Linked DNA regions of Mus musculus: region 2 is linked to region 1. A link is a loop called in an ENCODE intact Hi-C map of the cell type or tissue named here. Cell type or tissue: heart. All regions are shown on one strand. Links, peaks and the distances in the headings refer to the core of each region. The heading gives the core; the rest is flanking DNA. Region 1 holds the start of Gm34974 (a long non-coding RNA gene). Region 2 overlaps Paqr5 (progestin and adipoQ receptor family member V).

Region 1 (12,381 bases), core at 2,196-10,195:
TGTGCCCTTCCCGGCTTCTTGGAAGAAACGGCCACGTGAGGACCAGTTCTGCTTTTGCCAGGAACCTTCAGAAATGTTGCTGTGTTCTGTAAATAAGAAAAGTTCTTGAGAAATAGAGACCTGGGACAAAGTTTGTGTCATCTGGAAAATTGATTGTTATAATTGTTATCTTCCTTTAATTTTTATGTTATTATATTTATTTTTTGAGATAGGGTCTCACTGTGCAGATCTGGCTGTCCTGGAACTTACTATTTAGACCAGGCTGTCCTTGAACTCACTGAGATCCATCTGTCTTTGCCTCTCAAGTGCTGAGAATAAAAGCCTGAACCTCCAGGTCTTATATATATATGAGAGACAGGGTTTCTCTGTGTAACCTAGCTGTTCTAGAACTTGTTTTGTAGGCTAGGCTGGGCCTGAACCAAATTCTAGTCCTCTGAAGACCAGGAAGCACTCCTATCCTTTGAGCCGTCTCTCTAGAACCCTTTTATTTGTTTTATTTATTTATTTCTTTTGGTTTTTTTTTTTCTTTTTCTTTTTTTTTTTTTTTTTTTTTTTTTGAGGCAGGGTTTGTCTGTATAGCTCTGGCTGTCCTGGAACTCACTTTGTAGACCAGGCTGGCCTCGAAGACAGAAATCCACCCGCCTCTGCCTCCCCAGTGCTGGGATTAAAGGCGTGTGCCACCATTGCCCGGCTTGTTTTTATTTCTAAATCACTATCACATGGTGTGGGTGTGCGCATGTTCGAGGACACGCATGTGGAGGTCAGAGCACGGAAGCTTGCAGGAGTTAGTCCTCTCCTTTTACCTTTCTGTGGGTTCTGGGTATCTGAACACAGTCTGCATTCTTGTTCAGGAACAAGCCACCTTGCCAGCCCATCCCCTTTTAGCACGACAGGCGCTTTGTGACTTAGTCTCTCAGCCACTGGGAAATTCATCCGGAGGATTGATGGCCCCATCTCTTGGCAGAAATGATCCACACAGACAGTGCCTCTGTTCCCTCCTCCCCTCCTTGATGCTGGTTTTTCTTGGTTGATTTACTTGGCTCTTCCATTGACTTGGCTGCATATCTGCACTTTGATCTAAGCCTTTAAGTCCCTTTGTGAACAAGGATGGAGGACTCCGTATATTAAATGGGAATCGGAACACTGGGAGGTTCTGTGTGTATCTGTGACAATAAGTTCTTTGAGACAATGTTAGCCGGTGGTTGGATCCAAGTTAGTTTTAAGATTGACAGGTTTATATGGGCCAAGGGTTTCAGGCCGAGGTGTCTCTTTACTTGGGGAAATGAGAACCTTATGTGAATGATGCCAAGAAGGAAGTGGAAAGGTATGTTATGAGATCCGGTGCTGTTAAGGCTTGTTTCCTTATTCACAGTGCCTCCAACAACATTCCCCCATCCCGAGCCTGACAATATTGAATCAGGGTAAACACTTAAAGACAAAATGCACGTTATACGCTGTCCTCTGTCCTCCACGGGTATGCCACGGCATGCACACACGTGCACACGTGTACATAAGCACAAAATAAATAAATAAACACCTTCAAAAGTGTGTTCCTACTTCTGCCGTATTCCTCCTCCATCCTATTTTCTGGAGACAGGGTCTCACTCAGCCCGTGACTTTGAACCGCCTATGTAACTGAGGTAACCTTGAACCTCCTATCCTGTTGCCTCCCTCTGAGTGCTGGGTCTGCAGGCCTGCACTCCCACACCCAATTTATATGGTATCTGGGATGGAACCCAAAGTGTCATGTATACAAGACAGCCTCTCTCCTAACTAAGCCACACCCACCTCTGCTGGGTCACAGCTGCCACCATTTCAGCTTTCTGTTTTGTTTTTGAGACAGGGCTTCCTGAAGCCCAGGCTGGCCTTAAACTTGGTATATAGGCAAGGCTTGCCTTCTTCACCTACCCCTCTTTGCCTGCTCCTACCAAGTACTGGAATTACAAAGCTGGAGCCTGGTTTCCTTGTAGCCCTCTTGAAATACACTTTCCTGAGGAGGTCAAGACATCAGTGTCTTAAGACTTCAGAGCCAGTGAGCTCGATTCTGGTCTTCCTTCCTGGGGGATCCTGCCCGGGTCTGGGCTTTTGCTTCCTGGGGGATCCTGCCTGGCTCTGGGCTTTTGCTTCCCGGGGGATCCTGCCGGGCTCTGGGCTTTTGCTTACCCACTAGAAGAGGTGGCTCCTGGAGCGGGAAACAGGGAGAGCGGAGATTGTGTGGAAGAGAGAGGCCTTCTTTTGCTTCTTGAAGGGGGAGCTGTGGTGTGACATTGGCCAGCCTCAGTTCTTCCCTGGACCTCAACCTCCTGGCCTTTTCACCAAGGACTTTCAAGGACTCCCAGCTTGGCTTCCCTCTCTCTCTGGCTGGGGTGGTGGAGTCACCTTTCTGCCCCAGGGCCACCTCAGCTCCTCGCTCTGTTTGTTCTCAAGCAAACCCTTCCTCCTGTTTACTCAGCAAAGATTCTTCTAAGACAGGCTAAGCACACCGTTTACTCTGCTAACAAGTCTTGGCATAGACAGGGAGCCTCGTGTTGACTTATTCTTGAGCCTTCGTTGACATTCACCGGGTAACACAAACACAGAAGACAGCCTGGGAGCACGGGCCTGACACAGCGCTAGGAACTTGCCTGGAAAGGGCCATGCTATCTGTTTTGGTTAGAATCACCCCCTGAGGTAAAAATAATACTGTCCACACAGAAGAGATTCCAACTCGAAACTGTCCCGGCAGGAATGAGGACATCCGAAAGAGACACTTGTGCCCCCACTTTGGCTTTTACACTATTTAAACAGTGGACCCCAAGAAGTTGGAATTTCCCCCCAGGATTTTGTGAAGGGAGAAGGAAAAGTCAGACCTGGTGCCAGCCAGGGGGAAGCCCAGCCAGTGATGGGCAGGAGCACTGCTTGGCCAGAGCTGTTCACCTGGGCATACCTTTTGCCATCTAATTAAGCCTAAATCTTGTGTCAAGATCCAAGATGGACTTGGGCATTCTCTGGGCTTCATTATGTGCCCCCCCCCAAAGTATCCATGTTGAAAAAAATCCCCCTTCTCGTCTCTTCACTGTGACTTGCTTGTTTGACTGGCCTATTGAAGGTGGGGGTGGCCAAACGTAGCTCTCTGGCACTAACAGGGCCCAGGCTCTGTCTGGTCCTAACAACCCTGGTAGCACAAAGCTCTCCTTTAGGTTTTGGGTTTCAGCAGCTGAGCACTTTTCCGAAGGCCTCTGAAAGGCTCCTTGGTTTTTCTTTACAAGACCACATGTGATCCTGCAATATTTGGGGACCATGGCACACTCCCACAGCCCAAGGGGCTGTGGGTTCAATTCCATCTGTACTCTTAGTGGTCCTGGGATCTTGGGACAGTCCCTTTCTTTCTCTGGCTTTCAGTGTCCCCTCCTCCTCCTCCTTCCCCCCTCCTCCCCCGCCCTCCTCCCCCTCCTCCTCCTCTTCTTCCTTCTCCTCCTCTTCTATTTTCTTTTTTTTTTTCCTTTGCTCTATTTCTTTAGGCAAGGTCTCACTATGTAGCTCCTTGCTAGTCTGGACAACTCCTTATCTAAACCAGGCTGGCCTTAGATTTACAGAGATTTGCCTGCCTCTGCTTACCAAGGGCTGGGGATTCAGGATGTGTACCATCACACCTGGTCTCGGTGTCCATTTTTATGGTTCAGGGCAGTTGTCTGGGTGTGTACCTCTGAGCCGTCATGCTGGAGTATTCAAGACGACTCGTTGAGTGAATGAGCACACCGCAGTGACTGGTCTCTTCCACCTGTGCCATCTTGTGTCCAAACCGTCCCTAAGGTGGCTCTACTTGGGTCATCGTCTGACAGGATCTGCCTATCACAGGTTCAGCTGTGAGGCTGAGGTGGCTTCTGCTGCTTCTCCTGCCTCCTCCCCTCCTCTCTATCCCAGCAGGTGCTTGTAACTGGAATGTCTTTTCAGGTGAGGTGCCCTGTGTATTGGGTTTGTCTTTGTTGCCCAGAAACTGTTGACATCCAAGACATCCTGTTGCCTTCCCTGGGTAATGAAAAATTGATTACTTTTCTCTGTCGGCAGGAACTCCATAGCTGTTCACCTTGGCCCCTAGGGTGGGAAACGTTCGCTTCTCATCGCACAGGCGTTTGCTTCCTTTCTGGAAGCTGAGGTGTTGGTGAGGAAAACGTAGAAGCAAGTCTCTGGGCTAGGGGCCAGGTCTTAAGGGCGCTTCTTGTGGCAAGTGTGGTTCATTTCTCTTCAGATGCTGCTAGGGCCAGCCGATGCTGTTGCCAGGCAACCCCTAGCTCAGCTCCTCTCCACAGCATCTCGATGCTCACCCAGCCCAGAGCATTTCCCTGTCTCCCAGGCTTTGGATCATCCTTGCCCCCCTCTGCAGACTGAAACCCTGTGAATGCCCATTTGCCTCATTTCTCCTCTTGGCTGTGCATTAGGCTGGCTATTTCCACACAGGGTGGCTGCTAGGCTTCTGAAAGGAGCATGACTTTCTAGATCTAGGAGGGACTTCCGTGCACCCAGCCCTTCTGGGTACATTTGGGTACATGTACATTTTTGAAGATGGTGTTCCGGGAGAGTACTTGATGTGTGGCCACAGGACTCAGCATCAAGATTCCTGATTAGTGGCTGTGACATTTGTCTGATTGCTCTGTGCATCCTTGCTGGCTGCAGAGGTCAGACTGTGGAACCAGAGTTACAGATGGTTGTGAGCCACCATATAGGTGCTGGGGATTGAACCTGGGTTCTCTGCAACAGCAGCCATTGCTCTTAACCACCACTGAACCATCTTTCCTGTTCCAAGGAGGTTTTCAAAGCGACCAATGGGTTCCTGAGGGTGGGGCTGGTGAATGGGTCTTTGACAAGCCATCTTCTTCCTCCTGGGCTGATTTTGAAGGGCAAGTATACCTTGCTTTCTAGACAGGAGGCTTTCAGTTGCCTGTGCTTCCTGCACACTCTCCATAGCGCTGCGCTCTTAGGTCCTTGCCTCAGCTATTAAGAAACCATTCCTGGAGACACGAGACTCTGCTGGCCTTGACCCCGGGCAAGTCTTGCACAGTGAACTGATCTCATGCCTCCCTCACTAACACAGCCTACAGTGTGGTTGTGGACAACACCTGTAGTTCCAGCTACTTCAGGGACCACTGTCCTCAGGGGTATCCCCTGGGCCCCTGAGACATCCCCACTTCTGCTTTTGACCTGGAGCTGAGTCACAGGAGTGGCCCAAGAGAGCCCTGCTGCCTATGAGTGGTTAACTATTCAGGAGATGGAGCCCTCATGCTGGCCCAGGAACCTCTGGCTTTCTTTGTGTGCTTAGGACCACTGTGGCCTGGGGGCACATGCTGGCTCGCAAAAAAGTGGCTAAGTTACTGAATACAAAAGACGCCTTTCAAGCAGCCTCTGGTTCTTTCTCCTCCTCACCCTCCTCCTCATCCCTTCTCCTCCTCCTAACCCTCCCTCCCTCCTCCTCCTCCTCCTCCTCCTCCTCTTCTTCCCTCCTCTCCCTTCTCTTTCCTCCCGCTTCCCTTCTTTCAGGTTCCAAATAAGAGTCCTACCAGAGTACAACAATGTGCTTTCCTTTTGAGACAGGATCCTAGGCTGGCTTTGAACTCAGTTTGCATCCCAGGCTTCCCTTGAGCTTGTTATCCTCTGCTTCAGCCTTCTCAGTTGTTGGATTTACAGACCTCGTGCTCAGTTGCCTTCTTGCCTCTTCCTCTAATTAATCTTTATTCCATTTTACATAAACCATCGGCTCTCAATAGATTGGAAGTTGGTGATATGGGTCAGTGAATAAAAAGTGTTTGCTATAAAACCCCAATGAACATCGGGCGTGGTGGTGCACACCTTTAATCTCAGCACTCGGGAGGCAGAGGCAGGCAGATTTCTGAGTTCGAGGCCAGCCTGGTCTACAAAGTGAGTTCCAGGACAGCCAGGGCTATACAGAGAAACCATGTCTTGAAAAACCAACAAAACAAAACAAAACAAAACAAAACACAAACAAACCAAAAACCCAATGACCTAAGTTTGAACCCCCCCAGAACCCATAAAAAGTTGCCCCCTGACCTCCGCATGCGTGCTGTGGTCTGTGGGTCCCCTGTAATAAAGTAAATCAACACACAGTAGGCTGGAAGTTTTCCGGAGACACAGGGGCCTATTAGTCAGCCTTCATGAAGGAAGTCCTGTCACTCATGATAGCAGCCTGGAAAGACATGAGAAACTGCTTGTGTGGAGTCAGAGACTGCTGAATTGAGCTGAGGATGCAGCTCAGGGACAGAGAGTTACTTTCTCCCCACTGAGAACGTGGCTTCCTATCAGCCAGGTACTAGACAGCAGCAATGGTGAACCTGAACGTATATATTTTTGGTGGGGATGGAGGGAGTTGAGACAAAGTCCTGCTATGTAACTTACTACATAGACCAGGTTGCCCTCAAACTCATGGTGATCCTCCTGCCTCTGACTCCCCAGTGCTTGGATTACAGGAAGGTGTGTCATCATACCTGGCTTCAGAATGGAGCATGTAGGATGGTATTTAGCAGAAACGGAGGGGGGAGTGGTAGTAGAACTGGGCTCTATGGATCATTCAGGCAGAGGGGATGAGATTCCTGAGGTCTGTTGCATGGCGTGGTGGTTAGAGTTAGCACTAACGTGTTGTAAACTTACAAAGTGTGAGCTTAAAACATTCTCACCGTGGAAAATAAGAATTGTGGGCGATGGATACGTTATTTATCTCCACTTGTTCTACAGTTATCACATGCCACGTGGTACACTGAAAATATACACCATCATCATCTGTCGGTTGATGATAGAAATAAATAAACTCAAGGGCTACCTGTGCCTTTCTCACAGGCGGCCTCCCAGGTACTCTGTAGGGCTGAGTCCGTGGCGTTCTCTTTTTGGGCAGCAGGGGGCAGCAGCGACTTGGGACTCGTCGGATCAGATCGGGTTTCCTCATTATCCAAGCGTCTTTGGCTCTTTCTGAAGTCTGGGAAAGAGGTGGAGTTCAGTTTTTTGTTTTTTGTTTTGTTTTGTTTTTTTAATTGAGTTTTACGAAGTCTCCAGGGAGCGCGCCCAGGAGGATCATCCGTATAGAGCTGAAAGGAGAGTGAGGACCCAGGAAGGGGAGCCGCATGAGGCTTCGGTGTGTGCGGCACAGGGTTCTGACTCTGGGCTGCCTGCGTTTGAGTTGTCACTCGAAACTGAGGTCTTGAGAAAGCCACCCACTCAGATGTCTTGTTTTCTCAGGTGCAAGGGCACTAGAGTGGCAGTGGCAGCTACAGTCAGGGTGATGACTTGACGTTGTGCCTGGCCTGGGTGGATACACCACCCATGTGTTCATTATGTCGAAGACCCAGCCAGCCATTTTTCCCTCCTAGGATCCTGTGACATTGGGAGATGTCAGCCTTTCTGGGTGCACATTTCTCAGGAGGACAGCTGGTTCCACAAATCTCCAGAAATGCTGTATTGAGATTTGGCTCAGCCTGTGCCTTCTCTAGGATGCCTGCAGGGATGGACCCCATCACCCTGTTTATCATAGTAAATTCTTCAGTGCTGTGAATTCTTCTTGTTGCCTACCCTTCCTGGCACGGACTCCACACATTCGACAGTATATGAGACATCATCATGGTTTCTGCTGCACAGTGGAATACCCCGTGGCAAGGTGACTGTGAGTCTAGCAACTAGAGTCAGGCCGCCTGGGTTGAAATCTTGTCATTGGCTTTTGCCAGCTACATGATTTGAGGCAAAATGCTCTATGCCCGTGAGCCTTAGTTTCTCTGTTGTGCCTTGTATCCTAGGGTGATAATTGAAGGAAAGCAGGTGATGGCTAGATGCCTATGGTGTCTGTTTAGCCAGAAGAGGAAGTGGGTCAGGAAAGAGAGGGTCTGTCTTTGGTACTTGCCAGACTCTGGGTGCTAGACATACAGTCTTGTCACCACCACCCCCCATCCCTGCATGTGGGGTCTGATTTGCAGATGAGGAACTTAAGACTCAGTTTACCCACGCCTGAAGAGTAGGAAGAGCTGGAGTTAGGGTGCCCTGCCAGTCTCTGACAGAATCCAGAGTTGCTCTTTTCCTTATTGGTGGCTGGAGGGGTGGGAGAATACGAGGGTGTTTTGTCCTTTTTGTCAAAGACTGGAAGACCAGAGATGTCCACGTTTCCCTGATTTTTTCCCCCAAGCTCCAGGAGGGACTTCAAGAGGGTAAAGGAGTTTAGTGAGAAAGTGGAGATCAGGATCGTCTTTTGAACAGTGGGAACTGATCCAGCAGGAGGGAATGAGAGTGGGCAGCAGGGGGCGCCGTGGCACCAGCAGAGAGCCGCTGCTTTCCAGAGAAGGGATGGGCTTTTCTGAAAGAGGCTCAGCCTGGACGAGGCCAGTGAGGGAATTCTGCCTGAGAGCTGAGGACCGGAGGTTCATAAGGTAGGTACTTTGGAATCTCTTCTTTCCTCTTTCTTGATTTGTGACTCTGGGTAAGTCTTTTAACCTCTTGCAGCTTTGTCGACCTGCCTCCCCCCCCCCCCACCGTGTGTGTGTGTGTGTGTGTGTGTGTGTGTGTGTGTGTATGTGTGTGTGTGTGTTCATGCATGCATATGTGTGAATATGTCTGCAGAGGCCAAAGGTCAGCCTTGAGTGTTGTTCCTCAGAAATATATATATATATATATATATATATATGTATATGTATATATATACATATATATAAAATTGTGTGTGTGTGTGTGTGTTTTGTCTGCATGAATGTCTATGCACCATATGTGTGCCTGGTGCCCACAGAGGCCAAAAGAGGGCATCAGATCCCCTGAAAATGGAGTTACAGATGCTTGTGAATCGCCATGTGGTTGTTGGGAATCAAATCCAGGACTCGCTGGCAGAGCAGCCAGTGCTCTTGACCACAGAGCCATCTCTCCAGCCTCCAATCTCTCACTTGTCTGGGATGGGGATGAACGTTGAAAGTGATAAAGCTAGGTACATATTGTGTGATTCTACTTTCCTAGATGACACAAATCCCTTGACCTGGAAGTGTGTGAATTCATTAGTCTCTGGGAAATAGGGGGTGAGAGTCTGAATGTGTGTGACTAGGATGCTCTGTGGAAGCAGAGGTTAGCATCTGGGGTCCTCCTCTGCTGTTCTGCACCTGGGTTTTTGGGATAGAGTGTCTCATGGAACCCAGAGCTCACCAATTCAGCTAGGCTTGCTGGCCAGCAAGCACGCGTGATGTCTCTGTCCCCCTAGTGCTGGGGTGACAGCTGCTCGCAGCCCTGCTTGGTTTTTGAGTTGGTTCTGGGGACCTGGACTCAGGTCTAATACTTACTGAAACCTCATCTCCACAGCCCCTTAGTTTCATATTTGAAAACTTTTGTTTTTAATATTTTGATTTGTTTTGTTTCAGCAAGGAAAAATTTATCTGAGACAGACTTTCATATATTCCAGACTGGCCTCAGACTCACTATGTAGCTGAAGATAACCTTGAAGTTCTGATCCTCCTGCCTCTACTTCTAGAGTTTTGGAGTCATGGGTATTAGTCACCATACCCCACTTTTCTATTATTTTTCAAGGGGGAAAATTATATTGTAACTTGTCAGGGCAAGTCTCTTAACCAATATTCTAAAATCTAGGAAAAACAGACCAGCGTGTTTATATGCGCTACACACAATCATGTCCGGCTGTAAAAAGCTTATGGCTTTGCTTCCTGGTCACGGCAAGACTAATAGGGACATTAACAAGCGGTCACTGGTCACTCTGCACAGAACTCTGCCATTCAGCGTTAGCAATGGCCAAGGGCACCTTTCCCTTCATCTCACCTTCAAGTAATTTAGAATACAACTTAATTCAGTCTACTAATTGTTTTAGGGAAGTCCCTCCATCCCTCTCATACATACTGTTTTGTTTATACCTCCTGGGTATACCTGAGGTTGTGCTCCGTGCACAGGAGGAGGCATGCGCCACTGATGCCTTCCAAGCCTGCAAGACCTTACTCGGTGCACTGGGAAGAGACCAAGAGGTCCAGGGCCTTTTCCTGATTCTTGTGGTGACTGTGGCAAGATTCAGTTGGGAGGTCAGGCTCCCTGGGTTTAAGGTGACTCTGGGCTTTGCCTCAGGACCTCAGGTCTGTCCTGGAGCTGTGCTAATTAATGCAGGGCACTGGACTGGTTTACTGGACAAGTCATTTTGCATATGGACACTGCTGGCTGCACTCAAGGAGTTGTCTGTGATCCTGTCCCTGCCTCCCTTCAGAAGGTCAAGGGCTCTCAGTAAATACACCTGCTGGTTGTTTACAGAGCTCAGGCTGGAGACCAGATTAGGCACTTCCCTGGGAGCAAGGCAGAGTGCCGGTGCCAGCTCAGGGCCTGGGCAAGCAGACCTGAGGTGTGTGTGAGGGTCTCTTAGAAACTTGTCTGTGGCTGGGCAGTGGTGGCGCACGCCTTTAATCCCAGCACTTGGGAGGCAGAGGCAGGTGGATTTCTGAGTTTGAGACCAGCCTGGTCTACAGAGTGAGTTCCAGGACAGCCAGGGCTACACAGAGAAACCCTGTCTCAATAACAAACAAACAAACAAACAAGAAACCTGTCTGTGCTTGTGTTTGTCGTGGGGAGAACAGAGCTGTTGGCTTCTGACAGAGCCACAATGTGTTTTCGCTGTTCTTTTGGTGTGATGCTCCGTAGGTCTCTTAGATGGCTTCCCCAGGCTCTGGGCCATGCCTATCTCTAGAACACTTCCTGGGAGTGGAAGAACAGGATGGATGCTTACATCAGCAGGGGACACCCAGCAGGAGGCTGCCCACAGGGAATCTTCCTCATGGAAACTGTCACTGCTCAGGACTCTATCTTCCCACCCCATCTTTGATGCATTGAGTCCACTGGACCTCTAGGACAGTGTCCAGTCAGGTCCTACTTCTTAGCCTCTCAGGCTGGACAATTGGGCTGGATGGAAGGTGTGTGTGTGTGTGTGTGTGTGTGTGTGTGTGTGTGTTGGGGGGGTGGCAATTAGCAGATGATACCTGGCAGCTTGAAGCTGGTGGCCTCAAGGCCAGTTGGATGAGGGAAGCCGAGGAGTTTGAGCGATGCCAAGAAGCCATGGGTACAAGGGAGTGGAGGGGATGAATCTTAGAGATCCAGACTGAGCTGGGCACAGAGCGAAAGAGCCCGAGAAGACCCTGTCTTTGAGTGCTAGAAGGCTGTATGCTCCATTCTGTCATAGATCTTTGCAGGCTTTCAGCCCCTCTGTATCACTTTTACTCATTGTTGTGTGTGGAGCTTAGGTGTGCATGTGGAGGTCAGAGGGCAGCTTTGTGAAGTTGTTTCTTTCCTGCAAGGAAGGGACAGAACTCAGGTTGCCTTTCCAACTGGATTCCTCGCAACACAGACTGGCTCCAGTAGAATCAAGGCAACTGCTAGGCTGGAAATCTCTCCCAAGAGGACCCACTGACCGCAGGAAGAGCCTGAGGCACAGATTGGGGTCCTCTCTAGCTAGCTAGCGTGGCTCTCTCTCTCTCTCTCTCTCTCTCTCTCTCTCTCTCTCTCTCTCTCTTTCTCTCTCTCTCTCCACTTGTCAGCTCCAGTGTGGCCTGGCATAGTTTCCCCCTGCGGGTTGGAGTCAGATCTCAAACAAACTGCCTTTCTCAGGAGGCAAGCACCGGAGAACGGACCAATCACCGTTCCAGCAGTCACGTTGGTCTCTGAGATCTTAATCTCTGCTGGCCAGCTATGCTGGAAAAAGCTTCAAGGTGAAACCAGATCTTTCTGAGCAAAGCCTGCCTGGGCTGTTCTTTCATCTACTCACCCAGGCCAGAGGGCGAGAAGCACCTCCTGGTGACGGTGGTCAGCCCACAGTCGCCCAAAGCTCAAAGAATCTGTGAGTCCTCCTCTCAGTTCCCTCTGCCTGTGGGGAGCACCTAGCTGGGCCCTGAGCACTGGGGAGTCAGTTAGAACCTCCCAGCTGTCCTTTGCCTGGAGGAAGGTGTGTGAGGAAGAGGGAAACATTTATAGTCCCACACTGGCAGCAGCCGTCCATGCAGGTAGGTCACCGTGTGGTCTTGACCGTGTCTTCTAATGGTCTAGGGCCTTAGAGTAGGTGTCTGTAATCCTACGTCAGCAATACGGCTGTGGCCCAAGACACTTGCTAACCAAAGGCTGTGGGCAAGAATTCCAGGAGCCATTCAATTCCTCATTGTCTAGCTGGGCATGTGGCCTAGTTGGTAAAGAGCTTGCTTGGCACACGAGAAGCTCTGGGTTTGATCCCTGGTACCACATAGACTAGGGGTGGTGGTCCACTCCTGTAATCCCAGCACTTGTGAGGCAGGAGGATCATCCTAGCAATTCTAAGGCCAACTGGGATACATGGCACCCATCCCACAATAAAACCAACCCAAAATTCCACCACCACCACCAGTTCCAACAACTAACAAG
Region 2 (12,381 bases), core at 1,660-9,659, 86 kb before region 1:
ATTGTTGACTGTGGATATAATGTGACCAGCTCTCTCAAACTCCTGCCACTGTCTTCCTTGCAGTGATGGGCTACAGCCTGGGAATTTTAGCTAAAATAAACCTATTGCCCCTAAGTTGCCTTTTTATCAGTGTTTCTACCACACAACTGAATGAAAAGTTGAACAGAAACCCTTGAACAAGCTTGTCCTTGACACAGCAACCCACCCTGCAATGTTGGCAAATTGCAGTCTGGTTTTTCTAGGGTCTGTGAAATGAAGAGCATGTTTCCCAGCAGGTAGAGTTGAAAGGATCAGGGAGTTAATTCTAGGCTCCGTGATGTCTGAAAGCTTAAGATCAGCTGTGTGCTGTGATTTCCCACCATCAGCCACTGGTCTTTTGCAATTGTTAACAAACATGAAGATGGACAATTTAGATGTGGGCTAACAACCTAGTCATAGGAGAAGCTTCATTACTGTAAGACTATAACAGCGGAAGCTTCGCACTTTTGAAACAGGTCAGTCAAGTTCTGTCTTATCTGGGATGTGGCCTCAGCTTGCTGAGTTGGCAGGAGTGGCTCCCTACTTGCCATCCAGACCACACACATCCCAAACATCCCGTTTCCAGCATCTCCCTGTGCTCAGGAGAAATGTGGTCTTAGTGCTTTGTGCTAGGATGTATTCTCTTTAGTTAAAGCCAATTCTCGAGTGTGTGTGTGTTTTTGTGTGTGTGTTTGTGTGTGTGTGTGTAGAGATCAGAGGTTGTCATGTCTTATCTAATTGTCCTCCTTTCATTTCTCTCTCTCTCTCTCTCTCTCTCTCTCTCTCTCTCTCTCTCTCTCTCTGTGCGTGTGTCAGGTCAGCCACAGAGGTCCCAGGAGGAATGTGATTTAGGGAGGTCCCTCGGAGGCAGGGAAAGATTCCTGTTGATGGGGACATGAGGAAGGCTCTAAGGAGGCTTCAGTCCAGGGGTGATGGCAGAGAGACACTGTGGTCAGTCCCTAGCTTTGTCCTCTTTGTGCTAAAGCAGCGTTTTTCTGTTTCTTGGGCTGTCTGAGAACTTTAGATGTCTGTAGTTCATATTGTTTACAGTTGCTAAACAGCCTTAATCCTGTGTTTGATCAAATTTATTGTTTACTCCAAGTTGCTCTGTCTCCAAGAAGCTCCTTGGCCTTTTGCCTGGCCTGTTTTTTTTTTTTTTTTTTTTTTTTTTTTTTGTGTGTGTGTGACAGAGCTGTGTGGTCAGCCCCCTGGAAGAGGCTATTCTTCTTTGAACTAGGACACAGCTCTTTGCCCCTTTTACATTTTTTATTAAAATGTATTAAAATTTAGTTTATTTATTGTGTATGTGTGTGCTTTTGCAAGCATATGTGTAAGTGCATAGACACCTCAGTACAAGCCTAGAGGACAGAAGACAACCTTTTTGTTTTTGTTTTTGTTTTTGTTTTTGTTTTCTCTTTTCTTCCCATGAGAATCCTGGGGATGGAACTTGGGTCTTCAGGCTTGGAGGCAAACTTTTTTGTCAATGGTCATTGAACCATCTCATGTCCCTCCTGCACTGTCTACTTATGTCACCTAAGGTGACACAGACTTGAGACATCTCTGCCTCCCTCAGACCAGCCTATGGTGGAGCAGAGTGCATGACCTCAACACTACCCAGTTCAGCAACTCTGGGGAAAGTTGCCTACAGCTCGTCCCTCAGAGAGAAATAGGTGGCCTCGGGTCCCTCAGAGCCCTACTGTTTTCTATTGCGTTCGTTCTGCTATAATACCTTAGATCGGTGGTTTATAAACAATGAAAATGTATTCCTTCCAGTTCTAGGGGCTAAGCAGTCCATACTGAGACTATTCACAGACGGCCCCTTCTCCTTGTGCCCCCTGCACCCTCCCCCCATATCCTGGGCCCAGTGTCAAGAAAGCTCCTTCAGGCCTTTTTTATAAGGGTACTAATCCCATTCATAAGAGTGGGACCCTCATGACCTCATTACCTTCCAAAGGCCTTACTTCATACCACACTGAGGATTCAATTCTAGCATAGAGATTTTGAAGTTTTTTTCGTATTGTAGTAATCAGCCGTGGAAGGATCTAATTGCTTACCAGCTGGCATTCTCAGAGCGAGGAATGAAGTGGTCTGAATCACTGCTTTTAAGAAATCTTTGCAGCCGGGCATGGTGGCGCATGCCTTTAATCCCAGCACTTGGGAGGCAGAGGCAGGCAGATTTCTGAGTTTGAGGCCAGCCTGGTCTACAAAGTGAGTTCCAGGACAGCCAGGACTACACAGAGAAACCCTATCTCAAAAAAAAAAAAAAAAAAAAAAAAAAATCTTTGCACATCTCTTTGATCCCAGCACTCAGGAGGCAGATCTCTGTGAGTTCAAGGCCAGCCTAGTCTACAAAAGCCAGTTTCGGAACAGCCAGGGTTGTTATACAGAAATCTTGTCTTAAAACCTCCCCTCTAAAAAAAAAAAAAAAAAAAAAAAAAAACAGGGGCTCAAGTAGCCCAGGCTGGCCTACTTAAGGGGTTAAGAATGACCTTGAACTCCTGATTCCCCCCGCCCCCTGCCTCTACCGCCTCAGGATGACTGGCATGTACCAGCATGCCTGTTTTATGCAGTGCTGTGGATTGAACCCAGGACCTCACGCATGTCAGACAAGCACTCTACCAACTGAGCTACATTCCCCTTGGGAATCTTGGCAATCTTGTTTATTTGCTCTCATTCGAAAAATGTCCAATAGTTAAACCACCAGAAACCATATCCAGTTGAAGTTAGGTGGAGTCTGGCCTGATTTCTTGTTTGTCCTCTTTCAGGGAAGCTACCTTGATGTCCCTGGTATGTCAGAACTGAGTGGGACCTGCTGAGGGGCCAGAGTGACCTCAACTGCCTTTCCCAGCCTGGTGTCAAGATGCTGAGCCTAAAGCTCCCTAGGCTATTCCGCATAGACCAGGTGCCCCAGGTGAGTGCTTTCATTCCACGGCTGAGTTCCAGGGTCTGCAGCCGATCGACCCCTGCAATGTGGGACCTGAGGATGCTTTCACGAGGCCCCTTGTCTTCAAGGCACCCCTCTGAACCTCCTGCAGAAACCAGCATCCCTTGCCCCAACCATGGACCAGGCTGGCAAAGTGTAGCCCTTCAGTATAACCTCGTGCTGCATCAGGAAGCAAAGTCATTAGAGAGCACAGATGTGGGCTAGTCAGGGGAAGCGGTACCAGCTACAGGGTGGGGAAAGGCTGGCTTCAGCCTCCTGTGGTGCTCCAAAGTAGGCCAGAGAGCAGTCACCTTAACACGGCTCTGCAGACGTGTTCTGTCGCATACTCCCCATGCCTCCATTTACTTGAGACAATCTAGCCTCAGACACACAGTCCTCCTGCCTCAGCCTCCCGCGTGCAGGGATTACAGGCTCCACCACCATTCCCAGTTCTACCCTCCACTCTTGCAGGAGGGTCAGACCAGGCCTAGGGTTGGGCAATGGAGAAGGGCTTAGTTAGTGGCTCTTGTCTCCTTTCCACAGAGCCATCCTGACACACACAGCAAGCACAGACACCCCGCCTCTATAAGCCCTAACCTTTTGGTTGTATGCTGTGCCAGACTGGTGCACTTCTATCTTGCCTTGTAGAGAAAGCACAAGACTGTACCCTTGTCTCTGGATCCACTTTCCTTCCTGCAGGACTGAGAGTCAATGCCGTTTGGTAGTGGGACATTTCCTGGGTAGATGAGAGCCCCTTTCTGCTCAGCTGCTTGTCACACAGTGATATCTTACAGTCCCTATCCACGCTCAGTATCACCAGTGGGACACTGAGTAGAGACCTGCCAGGCTCTGACCTGAAGCTCTAGAGCCAGGTGATGCCAGGAAGATGGCACTGGGCAGAATCATGGGCAGTGCAGAGCTGTGGTGGGGCAAGCTGAGGAAAGCAGGAAGTTCTAAAGAAAGCCACCATCCATGGCCCTTTTAGCAGGGCCCTGCCTCTGGGATCGCAGGGCCATCCGCTCCCCTCTCTGTCCACACATCAGTGGGTGTGACTAGTGGGAACACAGTGTGAGTCTTGGATTTATTCATGACGTGGATTCATGACATTTTTATTGACTTCTTCCTGTGTGCAAGGTGTTTCTCTGCAGGATCCGGAGAAGACATGTGGGCAACTCTGTCCTGACTGGGCTCCTCTGAGGCTCATGGGGATCTCAAACATACACGAGTACTTTGTAAAGCAGCTAGAGGAGAGAGGGGTCACTTCGTCACAGGGGAGGAAAGGAGCAGGAAAGACACTGTTAGGATGAGTTGCAGGGGCTGGGAGAATAACTGGTGCTCAGGGGCTTGCTGTAAAAGCCTGTGGATCCAAGTTCAAATCTCAGAACCAAAGTAAGAAACTGGTGAGTGCTTGTAAACTCAACACTAGGGAAAGACAGGGATGGATCCCTGGGGTCACTGGCCAGTCACCCGAACCTTGTCTGTAAGCCCCAGGTCAAGGAGAAACTCTCAAAAATCAAGATGGATGGTACCTGCAGAAGAACCACACTGGAGATTGTCCTCTGGCTTCCACACACATGTGCACACGTATGCATGCATAGCTACACACACACACACACACACACACACACACACACACACACAACAAATAAATGTAATAACAATTTAAATGCCTCATAGAGAAGTTAGCTTCCTGGCGAGGAAGAAATGCCTGTATCGCCACAGTGCCCTTTGTCTGGGGTCCCTCCTGGTGATGCAATACAGGCCCGCTGCGTTTGTTATCCTTTGACTCATCTCTTCTCTTCCTTCGCCTTTCAACGCTCCCTGTGCCTTGTGTAAACAGCTTGGAGTTGGAGCTCTAGCTTGGAGACCCATGTCTCTGCTGATGTGTCTAGTGGTGTCCTATAGAGGGATCTGTATTTGTTTCAGCTGTCCTGGGTGAATGTATCTGTTTCCTCTGCTTCTGCCTTCCATTCCAGTCCTTTGGGATGAAGGGTCACATTCTTACTTTTCTGTTTTCACTCTTCTACTTCTAGACATGCTCTGCAGGTACTAGTTTAGAGATCACTTCAGGTTTTTTTTTTTTCTCTTTATTTTGAGACAGGGTTTCTCTGTGTGGTACTGGCTGTCCTGGAACTTGCATTATATACAGGCTGCCTGCCTCTGGAGAGTTAGGATTTGAGGCATGCATGACCATCACCTAGCTCACCTCAACTGTTTTACTATGAACAGCTAGCTGTACGAGGCACTAGAGAGTAGACAAGCAGAGGTTTAAAGTCACCCAGGATTGGCTGGGAATGTAGCTCAATCGATAGAATATTTATCTAGAATGCAAAAGGATCCAGGTTCGAATCCCAGTTACTACATGTCTGTACTCTCAGCACTCATGAACTAGAAGCAGGAGGATCAGAAGTTCACGGTCATCTTTGGCTATAGTGAATTTGGGGCCAGACTGGGCTACATGATACCCAATCGCATGTTACCCCAGATACCTCAGTGACTGGAAGTGTCAAAGACTGCTTTCGCTTCAGATTTACACAGCAGTCATTCCTAGCTGCACCATCTGGAACAGGTGGCCTCCGAGGTCACCACAGAGGGGAAGAGAGAGGACGGCATCTTCAGTTGGGTTTCCTAGAAACAAACTCCGAGACAGAAACTGAAAGGCAGGGAGTTAACTGGGGATGGTCCTCAGGTACAGCACTGTGAAAAGTGAGGATGACAGGGTGTGGGAGGAGCCACGGCAGGTTGTGGGAGGAGCCACGGCAGGATGTGGGAGGAGCCACGGCATCAAAGGCTCTTACCACCCCACAAAGCCATCATACATACATACATACATACATACATACATACATACATACATACAAAGCTCTTCATACATGGGCTCTACCTGGGCTTCGCCTTTCAGAACTGTCCTGAATATAAAAAGTAGGCCAGGACCTTGAATCCTTGGTGGGTGGGGTTGGGTTGACCCTGAGAAGGGAACATGATGAAGACAAGATTGTGTTGTGCCCTTTGACCCAAAACAGTTTCCCAAAAGACTGGCGCTGTCTGAGTTCAGTCCTGTGGAGCTATCACCTGACAACCTGAGCTTAATCCCCAGGATTCAAATGGTAGAAAGCAAGCCCCGGCTAACGCTAGTTGTCCTCTGTGTGTGAGTAAATAAACAGACTTTTAACGTGAATAAAAGCAGTTTCAAGGCAATGCACTGCTTTGAACTGTTCTGGCCCAAAGGGAGCGTGCCGTAAACAGTCACCTGACTCTGATCAGACCTCAAACAAGCCTAAGACACAGGAAACACACAGAGAGTTGGCGAGTGCTGACTATTTCTGCCGTGCCTGAAGAACAGATTCTGCCTTTGAACAGTTGTGCAAAGGCATCTTGCCAGGAAATTTCTTCATAAAACCAGATTAGCCTCAAACTCAAATTTACGGTGATCCTCCTCTTGCTGCCTCCTAAGTGCTGGGACTGCAATCGTGCACCACCACACCTAGCTGAGACTTCACTCCCCCTACCCTCTTAAAAAAAAAATTTTTTTTTTTTGAGATTTTGATTTTATTTTAGGGTGTGGGTGTTTAGCTCCATGTACTGCCCACAGAGGCCAGCAGAGGGCACTGAGTCTCCTGGAACTAGGTTGTGAGTTACCCTGTTGGGAACGGAACCTGGGTTAGCTGGAAGAACAGGTGCCCTCAATCACGGAGCCATCTCTGCAACCCTTGGGACTCCATTTCTGGCCCTGCTCTTGCTGCCACCCCTCCCTTGAGATGCTCTGTTCTTGAATGTGCATACTTGAGCAAAGCTGGATTCCTGAGGACAGCTTTGTGCTTGCTCCCCGGGACTGCCAAGACTGGAGCGTTTCCTGTTAGAGACGTCATGGTTCTCAGAGACAGCATAGATTCTGACCAGAATCCCATATGCAGACTAGCAGAAGGCCCTGAATTATTGGGAGGTTTTGTTTTTATTTGTTTTGAGACAGGATCATCTTTCTACATAGGTCTGGCTGTCCAGGAGGTCACTATGTAGCCCAAACTGGCCTCAAACTCACAGAGAGCCATCTGCCTCTGCCTTCCCAGTGCTGGGGTTACAGGTGTGAATTGCCACACCCAGCTGAGAGTTTTCTGTAATCTTCCTTGGTATCCAGTAACTCTCCTTAGTACAGCACTCTACCAACTGAACTACACCCTTAGTCAAAAATGTCTAGTTTAAAACTTCTTTATAAAGTGAAATAGTTCAACCTAATTTGGAAAGAGGATTGAGATAAAGGTTCTTGTTATGTAGTCCATCATAGATACATGTAGATACATTTTTTTAAGCTTTGGCTAACAATATCCTATAACAAATATCAATAGAGAACTCATAGTCATAATTAATATAATTACCCACAACAGACCAAATTGGAGCTCTCTTGTTTCATTGACTCCTTCTAATCATTGTGTATCTTATCTAAATGAAATCCACATGTTCACTTTTCTTAGCCTTCTCACTGGTCGAAATGAACATAGTTTAAGGTCAAATTGCCTACATATTTTAGGAAGTTATCCTGGAATCATTTAGAGAATGAAGTACACACCTCTGAACTGCTCCCCCCCCCCAAAAAAAAAGCCTTCAGGGGCTGAAGAGATGGCTTAGTGCATAAACGCATTGGCTACTTATACAGAGGACCCAGGTTTGGTTCCTAGCCCATGTTAACTTCCAGCTGTCTGTAACACCAGTTCCAAGGGATGCAACGCCCTCTTCTGGCCTCCACAGGCACTGCATACACATGATGTACAGACATTACACGCAAAATAACCCACACATGAAATAAAAAATCTGGAAGAAAAAAAAAAGCTACCAACTCCAGCAAGCAACTCAAACCATGTGCACCCTGCCTGGCTTGGGATTTTTGTCAAATTCTGGCCTTTGATAGCTTCCTTCTACTTCCTTAACCAGTTCTTACAAATTTGGTGGCTTATGTAACAGCCTCACACACTTCAGACCCCAGGTTCCATACCTAGCACTGAAGAAACAAAAGGAAGGGCAATAGACCAGCAATCATTATCTTCCAGCCCTGTACAGTGCAAGTGTGCTGTGGGTGGATGGGCCAGAATCCCAGTTAAGACGCAGAGAGAAGAGCTCCTTGCTCTTCCCACTCCTTGGCTCCATCTTGAAATCCAGCAACTTTGCATCACTCTGACCTTTCTGCCTGCAAACCTCAACCTAGATACACCCTGGTTTTTGTCTTTTCCCTGTGCCAGCCTTTCACGTCCTTTTGTGTTTATGTTCCATAACATTCTTGTTTGTTTATTTGTTTGTTTTGTCTTGAGACAGGGTTTCTCTGTGTAGCCCTGGCTATCCTAGAACTAGCTCTGTAGACTCAGGGATCCACCTGCCTCTGCCTCCCAAGTGCTAGGACTAAAGGCGTGCGCCACTAATGCTAAGCTTAGTGTTTTCACTGCACCTGGTTCAAACAGCTTCAAAGGAGGAAGGAGTAGGCTCAGAGATTTCAGTATGTCACAGCAGGGAGGGTGTGGCCCAGCAGCTAACAGCACAGCAATCAGGAAGCAGAGAAAAGGGACACAGGAAGGGACCAAGACAAGGTAGAGTTCCCATGGTAACCTCCACTGATCAACTTCCTCTAACCAGGCCCCACCGCCTGCCTTTCCACACCTCTCATAAAGCTTAGAGCACACTTCCATCAGGACATCCATCCACTGTCTGTCTAGGTTAGAACCCTCAGTATCCAGTCATTTCCCAAAGGCCCATCAGTGGCAGACAGCCACGCCCCCAGTGCATGATCCCATGGGGGTATTTTAGACTCAAACCTTAACACCCTACCCTGTCTCCATCTTGTTGTCCTTACTTAAAGGCAACATCCCCTTCTGAGAGAAACTGGACTCTGGGCACAGAGGTGGCAGCTGGGTTGCAAGGACAGAGGTGTCAGTGTCTGCCAGGAAGCCTGTTAGAAACGCCGCCTCTCCTCCAGGCCTGCTGGGGCAGCCTTATAGTTCCAGCTCTCTAGAGGCAGTAGCAGGAGGTTCAGGAGTTCGAGGCCAGTTTCACCTACATAATGAGTTCAAGTTCAGCCTGGGCTACATAAAAGTGTCCCAGATAATCATACATAAATAATTGCAGACTCTTATACAAGCCACCAAGTGCAGTGAGACCCTTGGGTGACCTGCCAAAGAGCCGGTTTAGGGATGACGCTGACAAACCAGGGAGGAAGCGCTGAGGATTAGATCCTACTGGCTATCTCCTCTCAGCTCGGGTACCGGAAGGCCAAGATCAGGTGAGGGCAGGGCTGTTCCTCTGGGGCCTCCTTCTTGTAGCCTCTTCACTGGGGTCCACACCTGGGAACTCTGTCAATCCAGACTTCCTCTTCTGAAAGTCACCAGCCACACTGGATAACAACCCACTCTAAATGGCTTAATTTTAAGTGTCATCCTCTCGGGGAGACCCTGTTGCCAGGGCTGAGGTTGTAGCTCAGCTAGAACCCTTGCCTAGAATGAATGAAGCCATAGGTTTGCTCTCCATCAGAGAATGGTGGTACACTCCTGTCATCTCAGTACTTAGGCAGGAGGATCAGAAGTCCGAGGTCATCCTTGTCTACATGGGGAATTCGAGGCCAGCTTCAAATACAGGGTGTTGGGGTAGTAGTATTTTAATGTGTAAAGTTGAAGGGAGACATAATTCTGTTTCTCAGAGTAGGACTGGAGTGTCCTGTACCCTAAGGGATGACAGTTGTACCTCTCAACAGTCCCTGCTTAGCAGTGTGGGAGGGGTGCATCATGGCAGAAAGTGGAGGCCTGAGGCCTGACTCCCGAGACTGATGGGAACATGGAGAGATGCCGCCACCACCTCCACCACCACCACCCTCCATCCTGAGGTCAATCCAGGACTCTTCTTTATAAGGAGGATGTGAAGATTCTGTGGCACTTGGACAGGAAGTGAAGAGTACGCTAGAAGCCAGCTGTCTTCCCTTCCCTCTCCACCCCGTTCTTCCCTCTTCCCTTTTTTCACCATCAAAATCTGTTACTTACCGCAGACCAGAGATACTCATTTATTTTCCCCTTGGGTGATTTGCAGTTTAATAGCTAGAAAAACCAGAGGGTGGAATTTCAGGCTTCAGCTGGGGGGCGCACCGGGGTCTCAGGGAACATTCTGTGATGCTGAGCCAGCCACAAGCGCTAAAAGAGCTAAGAGGCCACCTGGAGGGTCTTACTCCTAATAGGCTGCACACAGCTCGCTTCCATTTCGCTCTAAATTGCCCAGTCTGCTACCGTAGATGCAAAGTGGGACCCTAAAAACTGCTTCTGCTGTGCAAATAAGCAGGTGCCTGAGAACTCAGAGCGAGTTGCGGGTGGAGGGAAGTTGGAAATGAAGCCAGACTTCAGAGTAACGAGGAGATGATTGTAATTTGCCGTTGGGGATCAAGCTGAGCTTGGAATACAAAAATTGTTTTCAAATGTTCTCTTTGCTGTTTCGATGTATGTAGCCCGTGTTCTGTGAGGATCAACTCCATGAGGAGGGCTTTGCTGAGGCTGGGATGTCATGGGGGAGGGAACCTTCGGCCTTCTTGTGCTCAAAGCTGCTAGGAGCAGGAGCGCACCTGAGTGCTGGCAATTCTGTCCAGTAAACAGAGGTTCACTCTAGGGAGGGCAGGAGTGGATCCGTTGTGTTATCTCAAGTGAAAGCCATTTTGTCTTGGGTCACAGAGAGCTGTTGTCTTTTTTCATTCCCTATCCACCTGCCATGACCTCTCAGGGGCTACCTGATATCCTGCCCCTACCACATGCACCATGTTGGGCTTGTCATACATGGAAAGGTCAAAATAATGGGACATATGGAGGTAGGCTCTTTTAATAAGTACCCAGCCCTGGCTTCTGTAACCAAGACCTCTTCTCCCAACCTCAGATCTGGGACCAGACCTTCACCTCTTCTTCCTCCTCTTCCTCCTCTTCCTCCCTTTTCTCCTCCTCTTCCTCCTTTTAGCCATGTAGCACAGGCTGGCCTGGAATGCCATATATAGCCAAGAATGGCTTTTAAACTCCTGACCCCCTCGAGTGCTGGGATTCTTGGAACACACTGCTCTGCCTGGCTTATGGCAGACTGAGGAGCAAACCCAGTGCTTTGTGCTTGCTAAGCAAGCTCTCCACCAACTGAGCCACATTCCCAGCCCTGGGACCAGATTCTCAAATGTGATTGACAGGAACAACATCCCTGCTCTTCCCTTTAGGCCTCTGTCTGTGCCTGTGCTGGCCAGAATGCCAGGACCCACAGAGAGGAGCATGCTTGCTGGTTGCATGTCCAGTTACCTGGGCAGTTTGTGAGTGACCTTTTCTGGGCAAGCCAGAAGGCTTAATCCAGAAGGCTCAATTTCATCTGCCGCTCTCCTAGATAAGGGCAGCCACTCTGGCCTGTTTTCAGCAAGAGCCTTGTTAGGTTGGTTCAGCCAGGCTGTCCTCGGGAATCTCAGGGATTCTCCGACTGCTAGCAGCCTGTGCCTTGGTTCTAGACTCCCACTTGCCTATGTGACAGTGGTCCTGAATAAAGTCTTCCCTGCTGTGTGTTACCCAGCAATTCACACAAAGGAGCAAACAATGTTTATAAACACTTCTTCCTGAAGTCTTTGCATTTTAGTAAGCAGCCAATACTTTAGCTCATTTGAAAACTTTTTAAGAGTTTATTTACATTATGTATATAAGCATTTTTCTTTGGTTGTGTATATGCATATGTATATGTATATGTATATGTATATGTATATGTATATGTATATGTATCTCACATGCATGCAGTACCCAAAGAGCCCAGAAGAGGATGCTAGATCACTGAGAACTGGAGTTAACATTTTGAGTTGGCATGTAGATCCTAAGAACGGAACCTAGGTCCTCTGCAAGAGCAACAAGTGCTCTTGATTCTGAGACATTGTCCCAGTATCCCACCCCAACCCCGACTGGATTTTTTTAATGGGAAAGGAAAAAACAAAAGCTTGAAATATAAGTAGTCTGATGGATCAGTGAGAAGCCCCTGGGAGCCACGTTTTCGGAGCCACGTCTTCTGAATGCTCCCAAACTAGAGACATCCTATTGTACATGCATCAGAAGTGAAGGCCCATTTGCTTCCTTCTCCAAAGGCCTGATGAAACTGCAGGTCAAGATTCCTGTGCCCATTGTAGGAGAGTGTCCACCGTAAGCCAGATACTTCAGCGGAATGGAGAATCAAAACTGAAGGGTCTGGCCTTTGGCTTTGGTGGCAGAGTGCTCACCTAGTATGCTAGAAGCCCTGGGTTCTATCTCCAGAACCCTATAAACTGGCTGTTATCGAAACACTCTGGAGGTGAATCAGGAAGAACAGAAGTTCAAGGTTATTCTATGAATCTAGGTCAAGGCCAGCCTGGGCGACCTGAGATCCTTTCCCAAAAAAGATAGCATTTAAGATAACTTGTCTTTAAAAAAAAAAAAAAAAAA

Evidence for each region. A loop is a pair of places that touch in the nucleus more often than their neighbours do. Peaks named below come from ENCODE experiments on the same cell type or tissue, not always from the same donor. Only the 100,000 strongest peaks of a DNase experiment are listed, where the experiment ranks them.
Region 2: a loop joins it to region 1, with 2.3 times the contacts of the local background. A loop is called at or near these places in 6 of 42 quality-filtered maps.

The regions. Positions count from the first base shown.
Region 1 is chr9:61,894,504-61,906,884 of GRCm38, reverse strand. It overlaps Gm34974 (a long non-coding RNA gene), which reads left to right and starts at 8,113. Exons shown (of 6, transcript XR_001779199.2): 1 at 8,113-8,396. It overlaps Gm35058 (a long non-coding RNA gene), which reads right to left and starts at 2,388. Exons shown (of 3, transcript XR_379526.4): 1 at 2,164-2,388; 2 at 1-86. In heart, for the core only: CTCF peaks have their summits at 6,874 (motif pointing right) and 8,260 (motif pointing right); DNase peaks (open chromatin) are centred at 6,884 and 8,254; H3K27ac peaks cover 386 bases; H3K27me3 peaks cover 5,704 bases.
Region 2 is chr9:61,979,541-61,991,921 of GRCm38, reverse strand. It overlaps Paqr5 (progestin and adipoQ receptor family member V), which reads left to right. Exons shown (of 8, transcript NM_028748.2): 2 at 2,784-2,929. The coding sequence starts at 2,879. All of the region lies in intron 1 of Gm35152 (a long non-coding RNA gene), which reads right to left. Among named protein-coding and RNA genes, the nearest start is that of Gm35152, 9.1 kb to the right of the region's middle. In heart, for the core only: CTCF peaks have their summits at 6,539 (motif pointing right) and 7,680 (motif pointing left); DNase peaks (open chromatin) are centred at 6,551 and 8,611; H3K27me3 peaks cover 1,073 bases.